2 separate regions of the Homo sapiens genome follow, and region 2 is linked to region 1. A link is an interaction called in ENCODE POLR2A ChIA-PET data of the cell type or tissue named here. Cell type or tissue: K562. All regions are shown on one strand. Links, peaks and the distances in the headings refer to the core of each region. The heading gives the core; the rest is flanking DNA.

What was found. ChIA-PET counts read pairs that join two places held together with the same protein. Peaks named below come from ENCODE experiments on the same cell type or tissue, not always from the same donor. Only the 100,000 strongest peaks of a DNase experiment are listed, where the experiment ranks them.
Region 2: POLR2A ChIA-PET joins it to region 1 with 5 read pairs; 6 of 35 experiments call an interaction of 5 or more read pairs at or near these places.

The regions. Positions count from the first base shown.
Region 1 is chr3:196,157,537-196,161,928 of GRCh38, reverse strand. LINC00885 (long intergenic non-protein coding RNA 885) reads right to left here. Exons shown (of 3, transcript NR_034088.1): 3 at 1,039-2,029. Among named protein-coding and RNA genes, the nearest start is that of LINC00885, 17 kb to the right of the region's middle. RefSeq lists a silencer at 1,423-1,472 and enhancers at 1,773-1,972, 1,993-2,062. In K562, for the core only: no CTCF peak of the experiment used is centred there; a DNase peak (open chromatin) is centred at 1,768.
Region 2 is chr3:196,054,666-196,059,057 of GRCh38, reverse strand. TFRC (transferrin receptor) reads left to right here. Exons shown (of 19, transcript NM_001128148.3): 15 at 426-484; 16 at 693-774; 17 at 3,757-3,978. Among named protein-coding and RNA genes, the nearest start is that of TFRC, 25 kb to the left of the region's middle. RefSeq lists enhancers at 552-1,053, 3,028-3,553 and a silencer at 914-1,114. In K562, for the core only: no CTCF peak of the experiment used is centred there; no DNase peak of the experiment used is centred there.

The sequences.
Region 1 (4,392 bases), core at 241-4,240:
TTGGTTATAATTTTTCTTTCCCTTTTTTTTTTTTTTTTTGAGACGAAGTCTTGCTCTGTCGCCCAGGCTGGACTGCAATGGTATGATCTTGGCTCACTGCAGCCTCCACCTCCCAGGTGCAACCAATTCTCCTGCCTGAGCCTCCTGAGTAGCTGGGATTACAGGTGCCCACTACCATGCCTGGCTAATTTTTGTATTTTTAGTAGAGACGGGGTTTCACCATGTTGGTCAGGCTGGTCTTGAACTCCTGACCTCAGGTGATCCAACTGCCTCGACCTCCCAAAGTGCTGGGACTACAGGCATAAGCCACTGTGCCTGGCCAATTTTTCTTTTTTAGAAGTTTATTTTAGGCCAGACGCAGTGGCTCACGCCTGTATTCCCAGCACTTTGGGAGGCCAAGGTGGGTGGATCACGAGGTCAGGAGATCGAGACCATCCTGACCAACATGGTGAAACCCCATCTCTACCAAAAATACAAAAATTACCTGGGCGTGGTGGCAGACGCCTGTAATCCCAGCTACTCCGGAGGCTGAGGCAGGAGAATCACTTGAACCTGGGAGGTGGAGGTTGCCGAGATCATGCCACTGCACTCCAGTCTGGACACAGAGCTAGACTCTGTCTCAGAAAAAAAAAAAAAAAAAAAAAAAAAAAAAAAATATATATATATATATATATATATATTTTAATTTAGTTTTTATTTGGAATGCAGTGGTGTGATCACGGCTCAGTGTAACTTCAACCTCCTGGGCTCAAGTGATCCTCCTGCTTCAGCCTCCTGAATAGCTGGGACCACAGGTGCCTGCCACCAGCTGCCTAACTTTTTTTTTTTTTTTTTTTTTTTTTTTTTGTAGAGATGGAGTCTTTGCTATGTTGCCCAGGCTGGTCTCAAACTCCTGGCCTCAAGTGATCTTCCCTCCTTGGTCTCCCAAATTATTGGAATTATAGGCGTGAGCCACTGCCCCCAGCCTGGTTATGATTTTTTAGTGATCATGGTGTCTATTGGAAATTCTTAGAAAGTAAGAAATGCTACAAAATGTTTCTAAATGTAGTGCCATTTTCTTGAATACTGAATGAATTCATTTACAAGCCAGTTAGTAAACCATTAGCAACTGAAGATTGTCCATGTTGGCAGTATTTACACGACGGAAATAGCAAACACTACAAATCAGTGAAGTGTACAAATCAGTGTGGTCATTCATAGCACCAACCCTGCCCCAGCTGATTTACTCCTGATCACTGGGAAATTATTTGTTTTTTCTTTTAATCTCTGGGTGACTCAAATGTGTAGTCAGCAATCTGGAAGAAGTTCAGGATCTTGAGTCCACTGAGATAGGCCCCAACAGGGACTGTGGCTCAAGAGGAACCCGGACTGAATTCCATCTAGAAGGAGGACTCACTCCGGGAAAGAGGGAGTGCTCCTTAGGGAGGTGCTCCCTGCCTCCAGCCCAGGCCTTGCTCTTGGTGAGTGGTCATTTAGAGCAGGGGTTTCATGTCTTCATGTCTTTGTATTTGCACAGTAGTCAATTTATTTACTGCTGCCACTTTATTCAGTAACCTTTAGCCTATTAATTGTGTTTATTTTATTTCCCTTTTCGTCTTTCAGTGTTACTAGGCCCTGCTGGCAAACAGAATTGAGGGGGGCCTGCCCAGCAGGGAGGAAGGAGGGGCCACAGCGAGGAGTGTCTGGGACTCAGCTGAGCCTTTCTTGCCTCTGAGGCAGGTGGCCTGGGGAAGTCCTTGATCTTGAACCAGCCGGTTACAGTCTGCGGGTGGCCCCACCTTCAAAGTAAGAAATCCCCATGATTCCACTGGGGCGGCTTCAGCCAGAGGAAGCTGATGAGCCCAAGAGCTTCCTGAAAGCTGCCCAGGGCTCCTGAACAAAGGCTCCAGCTCTGAGAGGCCGTGTGAAACCGGCAAGAGCATGGAGTTACTCACGGGGCAATGGAGCATGGCACGTTCAGCGTGGAGTCCAGCGAACTGAAGGACAAATTAGATGTGCGTGTTTCAATGGAGGGGACTCTCAAAACAAGCTGTGGAGTAAAACAATGAAGGTTACCAAACCACGCACAGCACACACTGCCATTTGTGGGAACGCACTCACGTACAAACACTGAACCAGTGAAACGCCGTCTCTACTCAAAATACAAAAAATTAGCTGGGTGTGGTGGCCCGCACCTGTAATCCCAGCTACTTGGGAGGCTGAGGCAGAAGAATTGCTAGAACCTGGGAGGCGGAGGTGGCAGTGAGCCAAGATCATGCCATTGCAGTCCAGCCTGGGTGACGAGCGCGAAACTCCGTCTCAGACAACAACAACGACAACAAAACTAGTGACTGGAGAGGGTTTCGAAAGAACAAGCTGACCTGATGGACAAAGATATACATCAAAGATATATATATATATATACACCATATATAAACACTATTTAGAGTCTTTTTTTTTTTTTTTTGAGATGGAGTCTTACTCTGTTGCCCAGGCTGGAGTGCAGTGGTGTCATCTTGGCTCACTGCAACCTCCACCTCCCAGATTCAAGCGATTCTCCTGCCTCAGCCTCCCAAGTAGCTGGGGATTACAGGTGTGCGGCACCATACGCAGCTAATTTTTTGTATTTTTAGTAGAGATGGGGCTTCACCGTGTTGGCCAGGCTGGTCTCTAACTCCTGACCTCCACCCGCCTCGGCTTCCTAAAGTGCTCAGATTACAGGCATGAGCCACTGTGCCTGGCCACAATTTAGAGTCTTTATAAAGACAGGCTCCAAATAAAATTCGAGGTCTCTCCCCAGGGACATAGAAAAGAGAGTGGTCATGGCTGGACATCATGGTTCATGCCTGTAATCCCAGCACTTTGGGAGGCCAAGGCAGGCGGATCATGAGGTCAGGAGTTCGAGACCAACCTGGCCAATATGGTGAAACCCTGTCTCTACTAAAAATACAAAAATTAGCCAGACGTGGTGGCGTGTGCCTGTAGTCCCGGCTACTGGGGAGGCTGAGGCAGGAGAATAGCTTGAATCCGGGAGGCAGAGGTTGTAGTGAGCCAAGATCGTGCCACTGCACTCCAGCCTGGGCAATAGAGCAAGACTCTGTCTCAGAAAAAAAAAAGAGGCACCTTGAGTTTCCTAAGGGTAGGCCATGTCAGGTGAACAGCCCCTTTTATTCACAGGAGAAGGGAAGGGAAGAAGCAAACATCTGTAACAGGTTTCTCACTCCAGGCTCCATGCTGGGTGACCTGAGCGCTCACAGCAGCCTAAGGGTTAGTCAGGTGTCTCGTTTTACAGATGCCGAAACTGAAGGGCTGCAGTGAGTGTTGTGAGAAACTCCTCTCAGAGTTGTGTGGTGTGTGAAACATTATGGGACTTAATTACTTAAATGTGTTTGGAAATTCAACACCACAGATTAAGAATGTAGACATTATGTCATCAAACCTGGTTTTTAATCACAGCTCCTCTGCCTATTAGCTCAAGGACTTTAAACATATTATTTAATGTCTCTAAGCCTCAGTTTTCATATTTTTAAACTAGTGCTGATTATAATACACCTCTTAGGTTGTTGTGAGGATTGAATAAAATAAAATGAGCAAAGTGAAAAAAAAAAAAAGAAATTTGCTTCAGGGGGCAGTTGAAAATCTGGGTTCAGGCCGGGTGCCATGTCTCACGCCTGTAATCCCAGCACTTTGGGAGGTTGAGGTGGGCAGATCACCTGAGGTCAGGAGTTCGAGACCAGCCTGGCCAACAAAGCAATGTCCTGTCTCTACAAAAAGTAGAAAAATTAGCCAGGCGTGGTGGCACACACCTGTAATCCCAGCTACTTGGGAAGCTGAGGCAGGAGAATCCCTTGAATCCAGGAGGCGGAGTTGCAGTGAGCTGAGACTGTGCCACTGCACTCCAGCCTGGGCAACAGAGCGAGACTCTGTCTCAGTAATAATAATTAATAATAATAAATAGAGAGTTACAGGGATCATGGCGGACGGGAGGCAGGACTAGATTGCAGCTGTGACTCAGATGGACAGAGCAGCTGTGGAGACTCACATAGTGAATTTTTGCTCTGGAATGACTGCAGGAATAAAGCAGGAAAGCTGAGAGCACCCACAGACCCCATGAAGGAAGCAGATCGCTCCTGCAGGACCCATGAGACACCCCAAATACTGTGCTGGTATCCATGGCTGAGAGACTCACACAGACAGTTCACATCACAGGACTCAGTGCAGACAACCCCAGTACCAGCCTGGAGCCTGGTAGACGTGCTGGGTGGCTAAATCCAGAAGAGAGATAACAATCGCTATAGCTTGTCCTCAGGAAGCCACATCCATAGGAAAAGGGGGAGAGTGCTACATCAAGGGAACACCCCGTGGGACAAAAGAATCTGAACAGCAGCCTTGAGCCCTAGACCTTCCCTCTGA
Region 2 (4,392 bases), core at 312-4,311, 100 kb after region 1:
AGGTGTGAGCCACCGCGCCCAGCTTTTATTCATTTTTTTTTCCTTTTTTTTTTTTAAGAGATAAAGTCTTGCTGTGTTGCCCAGGCTAGTCTCAAACTTCTGGGCTCAAGTGATCCTCCCAGCTCGGCCTCCCAAAGTGTTGGGATTGCAGTTGTGAACTACCCCACCCGGCCTAGGCCCACTTTTAAAATGTTAATTAAGAAGAAAACATTTTTTCCTCACCATAACTAAAGGAACTGACAACATGAGCCTAGTTAGTAATAACTTAAAGTTGAGATTGTTTTAACTATCATAAATAATTTCTTTTCAAGAAGATATAATACAAGTTTTTTATTTAAAAATTGTTATAGAGTAACATGTTAGTGACTAGCCTGAATAAATAAGTTCCAAAAGGTTAGTTTTAATGATAATTTCTTATCTTACAGGTGAAGCATCCGGTTACTGGGCAATTTCTATATCAGGACAGCAACTGGGCCAGCAAAGTGTAAGTTGAGAAAAGTGAATGAACAAACTAATAGAAAAGCAGAGATTCTACCTACTACATTAGGTAGAATCTAAATCTGTCCTTGCATTGAACTTACTTACACCTAAAGATATTCAGCTAAAGAATTTATTTTGGATGGGGGGACTAGCACGATAGAACAGTCTATTCTTTAAAACACTTTCTAAAGACACATTCTTTGTCTTTGCAGTGAGAAACTCACTTTAGACAATGCTGCTTTCCCTTTCCTTGCATATTCTGGAATCCCAGCAGTTTCTTTCTGTTTTTGCGAGGTAAGTCTGTTCATTTAAATGACAAATGGAGAGAGGCTCTCTAAAAGGAAGTGATCTGTATTTGGGAATAGGGCATTGCAATGGGAATGCCTGTGCTATAGTCAACTATGTACATATTCAGAGGAGTAAAGGAAAACAAGTTTTTAAGGACAAATGACGAGGATTACAAAATTACTTTGAGGTAATTATTCTTGGCTACCAAGATCAATAACAAGGATGACACCAGTCCAAGGTTGACAGGCAGTTGCTAGGCAGATTTTCTCACGAGAGAAGTTTTTTGGTGCAAGGTTGCAGTGGCCTTTGTGTAAGGTTGTAGTTTTTGTAAAAAGGAAAAAAAAAAACCCTTAATCCTTGTTATCAGACATACAAGGGTGAGACCCTTCTCTTCAGGGTTGCATTTTTGTTAACACTAGTGACTCCATTTTGATTTTGACAACTTGCACATATCTTAGTTGTTGGGTTTTTTTTGTTTGTTTTTTGTTTTGTTTTTTTTTTTTTTTTTGACAATGGTGACTTGCTCTGTCACCCAGGCTGGGGTGCAGTGGCCCGATCATGGCTCACTGCAGCCTCAAGCAGTCCTCCCCCTTCAGCCTCCAAACTGTTTGGATTATAGGCAAGAGCTACTTACTACACCTGGCCATGGATCTTCTTGTGTCAACTTTGAGACCAAATTTACTGCAGTGCTTAAAATGTTTTAAGAAGTTATACACATGTGCTGGATGTGGTAGCTCACGCCTGTAATCCTGTAGCAGGACAAGCCGCAGACAAATCCCCTCAGACACCGAGTTAAAGAAGGAAGGGCTTTATTTGGCTGGGAGCTTTGGCAAGACTCACGTCTCCAAAAACTGAGCTCCCCGAGTGAGCAATTCCTGACCTTTTTAAGGGCTTACAACTAAGGGAGTCTGCGTGAGAGGGTCGTGATCAATTGGGCAAGCAGGGGGTACGTGACTGGGGGTTGCATGCACCGGTAATTAGAACAGAACAGAACAGGACGGGATTTTCACAGTGCTTTTCTATACAATGTCTGGAATCTATAGATAACATAACTGGTTAGGTCAGGGCTCGATCTTTAACCAGGACCAGGGTGCGGCAGCGCTGGGCTGTCCACCTCTGCCTTTTAGTTTTTACTTCTTCTTTCTTTGGAGGCAGAAATTGGGCATAAGACAATATGAGGGGTGGTCTCCTCCCTTAATCCCAGCACTTTGGGAGGCCAAGGAAGGCGGATTACGAAGTCAGGAGTTTGAGACTAGCCTGACCAAAATGGTGAAACCCCGTCTCTGCTAAAAATACAAAAATTAGTCGGACATAGTGGCGTGTGCCTGTAACCCCAGCTACTCAGGAGGCTGAGGCAGGAGAATCGCTTGAACCTGGGAGGCAGAGGTTGCAGTGAGCTGAGATGGAGCCACTGCACTGCAGCTTGGGTGACAGAGCAAGACCCTGTCTCAAAAAAAAAAGTTATACACATGTAATTATTGCATGTTCCTTCATTATTAGTTTTAACATAGACTTGTTAATCTCAATTAGCTTAATTAGCATTTGAGTTTATTGCTAAAACTTCTTTATGAGTTTTAATAATGAGGCTTGGCCGAGTGTGGTGGGTCATACCTGTAATCCCAGCATTTGGGAGGCCAAGGCGGGTAGATCACTTGAGGTCAGGAGTTCAAGACCAGCCTGGCCAACATGGTTAAACCCCATCTCTACTAAAAATACAAAAAAATTAGCTGGGCATGGTGGCACATGCCTATAATCCCAGCTGCTCAGGAGGCTGAGGTGGAAGAATCGCTTGAACCCAGGGGGCAGAGGTTGCAGTGAGCCGAGATCGTGCCATTGCACTCTAGCCTGGGCAACAGAGCAAGATCGTCTAACAACAACAAAAAAAAAACCAAGGCTGAATTTCTTGAGTGATTGAGCAGTGGCTATCTATTGGACAGTCCAGCTGAACAGTATTTTCCTCAGGCTGGGTGCAGTAACTCACACCTATAATTCCGGCACATTGGGTGGCTGAGGTGGGCAGATCACTTGAGGCCAGGAGTGAGACCAGCCTGGGTAACGTGCCTAGACTATATCTCTACAAAAAATTTTTTAAATTAAGTGGCCCAGTGGCCAGCTGTAGTCCCAACTCCTTGGGAGGCTGAGGCAGGGGGGTCACTTGAGCTAGGAGCTTAAGGCTGTGGGGAGCCATGATTGCATCACCACGCTCCAGCCTGGGTGACAGAGTGACCTCGTCTCAAGGCTGCAGGGAGCCATGATTGCATCACTGCACTCCAGCCTGGGTGACAGAGAGAGGCCTCGTCTCAAGGCTGCGGGGAGCTGTGATTGCATCACTGCACTCTAGCCTGGGTGACAGAGTGACCTCGTCTCAAGGCTAGAGGGAGCCATGATTGCATCACTGCACTCCAGCCTGGGTGACAGAGAGAGACCTCGTCTCAAGGCTGCAGGGAGTCATGATTGCATCGCTGCACTCTAGCCTGGGTGACAGAGACCTTGTCTCAAGGCTGCGGGGAGTCATGATTGCATTGCTGCACTCTAGCCTGGGTGACAGAGAGACCTTGTCTCAAGGCTGTGGGGAGTCGTGATTGCATCACTGCACTCTAGCCTGGGTGACAGAGAGACCTCGTCTCAAGGTATGTTTCATGTATCTTCTCTTTTTTCATTGATAAAGGCCCAAACTTCCCAGAGAGAAAAACATACAGCCTTAAGGAATTTGGCTAGAAGTCTATTCAGGGCATATGATACGATAGAACAGGGATTCTGTAGAACCTGGAAGAAAGTAGTCACTCTAGGAGTAGGTTAGCTTGAGAGAAGTAGCAAGAATGTACTTAAAGCAGCAGATAATGAGATAGAATTGGGGTAAATTGCGGTAGGAATATGTTAGAAGCAAGGGTGGAACTGTCGTCACTGTTACCTCGATGGCGAAGCCAGAATGTGAGGCTCTTGCTCTTAGAACTCACGTGAGTACCATAGCCTCGCGTTGTCTTGCAGGACACAGATTATCCTTATTTGGGTACCACCATGGACACCTATAAGGAACTGATTGAGAGGATTCCTGAGTTGAACAAAGTGGCACGAGCAGCTGCAGAGGTCGCTGGTCAGTTCGTGATTAAACTAACCCATGATGTTGAATTGAACCTGGACTATGAGAGGTACAACAGCCAACTGCTTTCATTTGTGAGGGATCTGAACCAATACAGAGCAGACATAAAGGTGAGCACTGATTCCAATTACGTTTTTATTTTGCTGAATGTCAAGTATTTTGAAATGTGATGTGTTCCTGTGTGTTCCTGTTGGAAGGGTGATTGTAGCCATAGTACATTTTAAAGTGAACTGAGGTATAATTGTATGTAGAATTGGTAACTTGTTTGAGAGAAGTCGGGAGGCTGTGGATTAGAGACCTAGGACAGAGCTCAGCAGGTGTTTCAGAATCCAGAGCAGTGTCAGGTTTTCTGTCACTCATGTCTCCCAGGCAGCCCGTCAGTAGGACACGGAATATGAAGATCTCAGCAAGGAGTTGGGCTGTGTGCCTCTCGGGCGTGACCCGGATGGAAAGACAGCACAGCTAGCAGGATTCCATCTCGTAGTGATCTGCGCATCTAAAAGTCAAATATTCTATTAAACGAA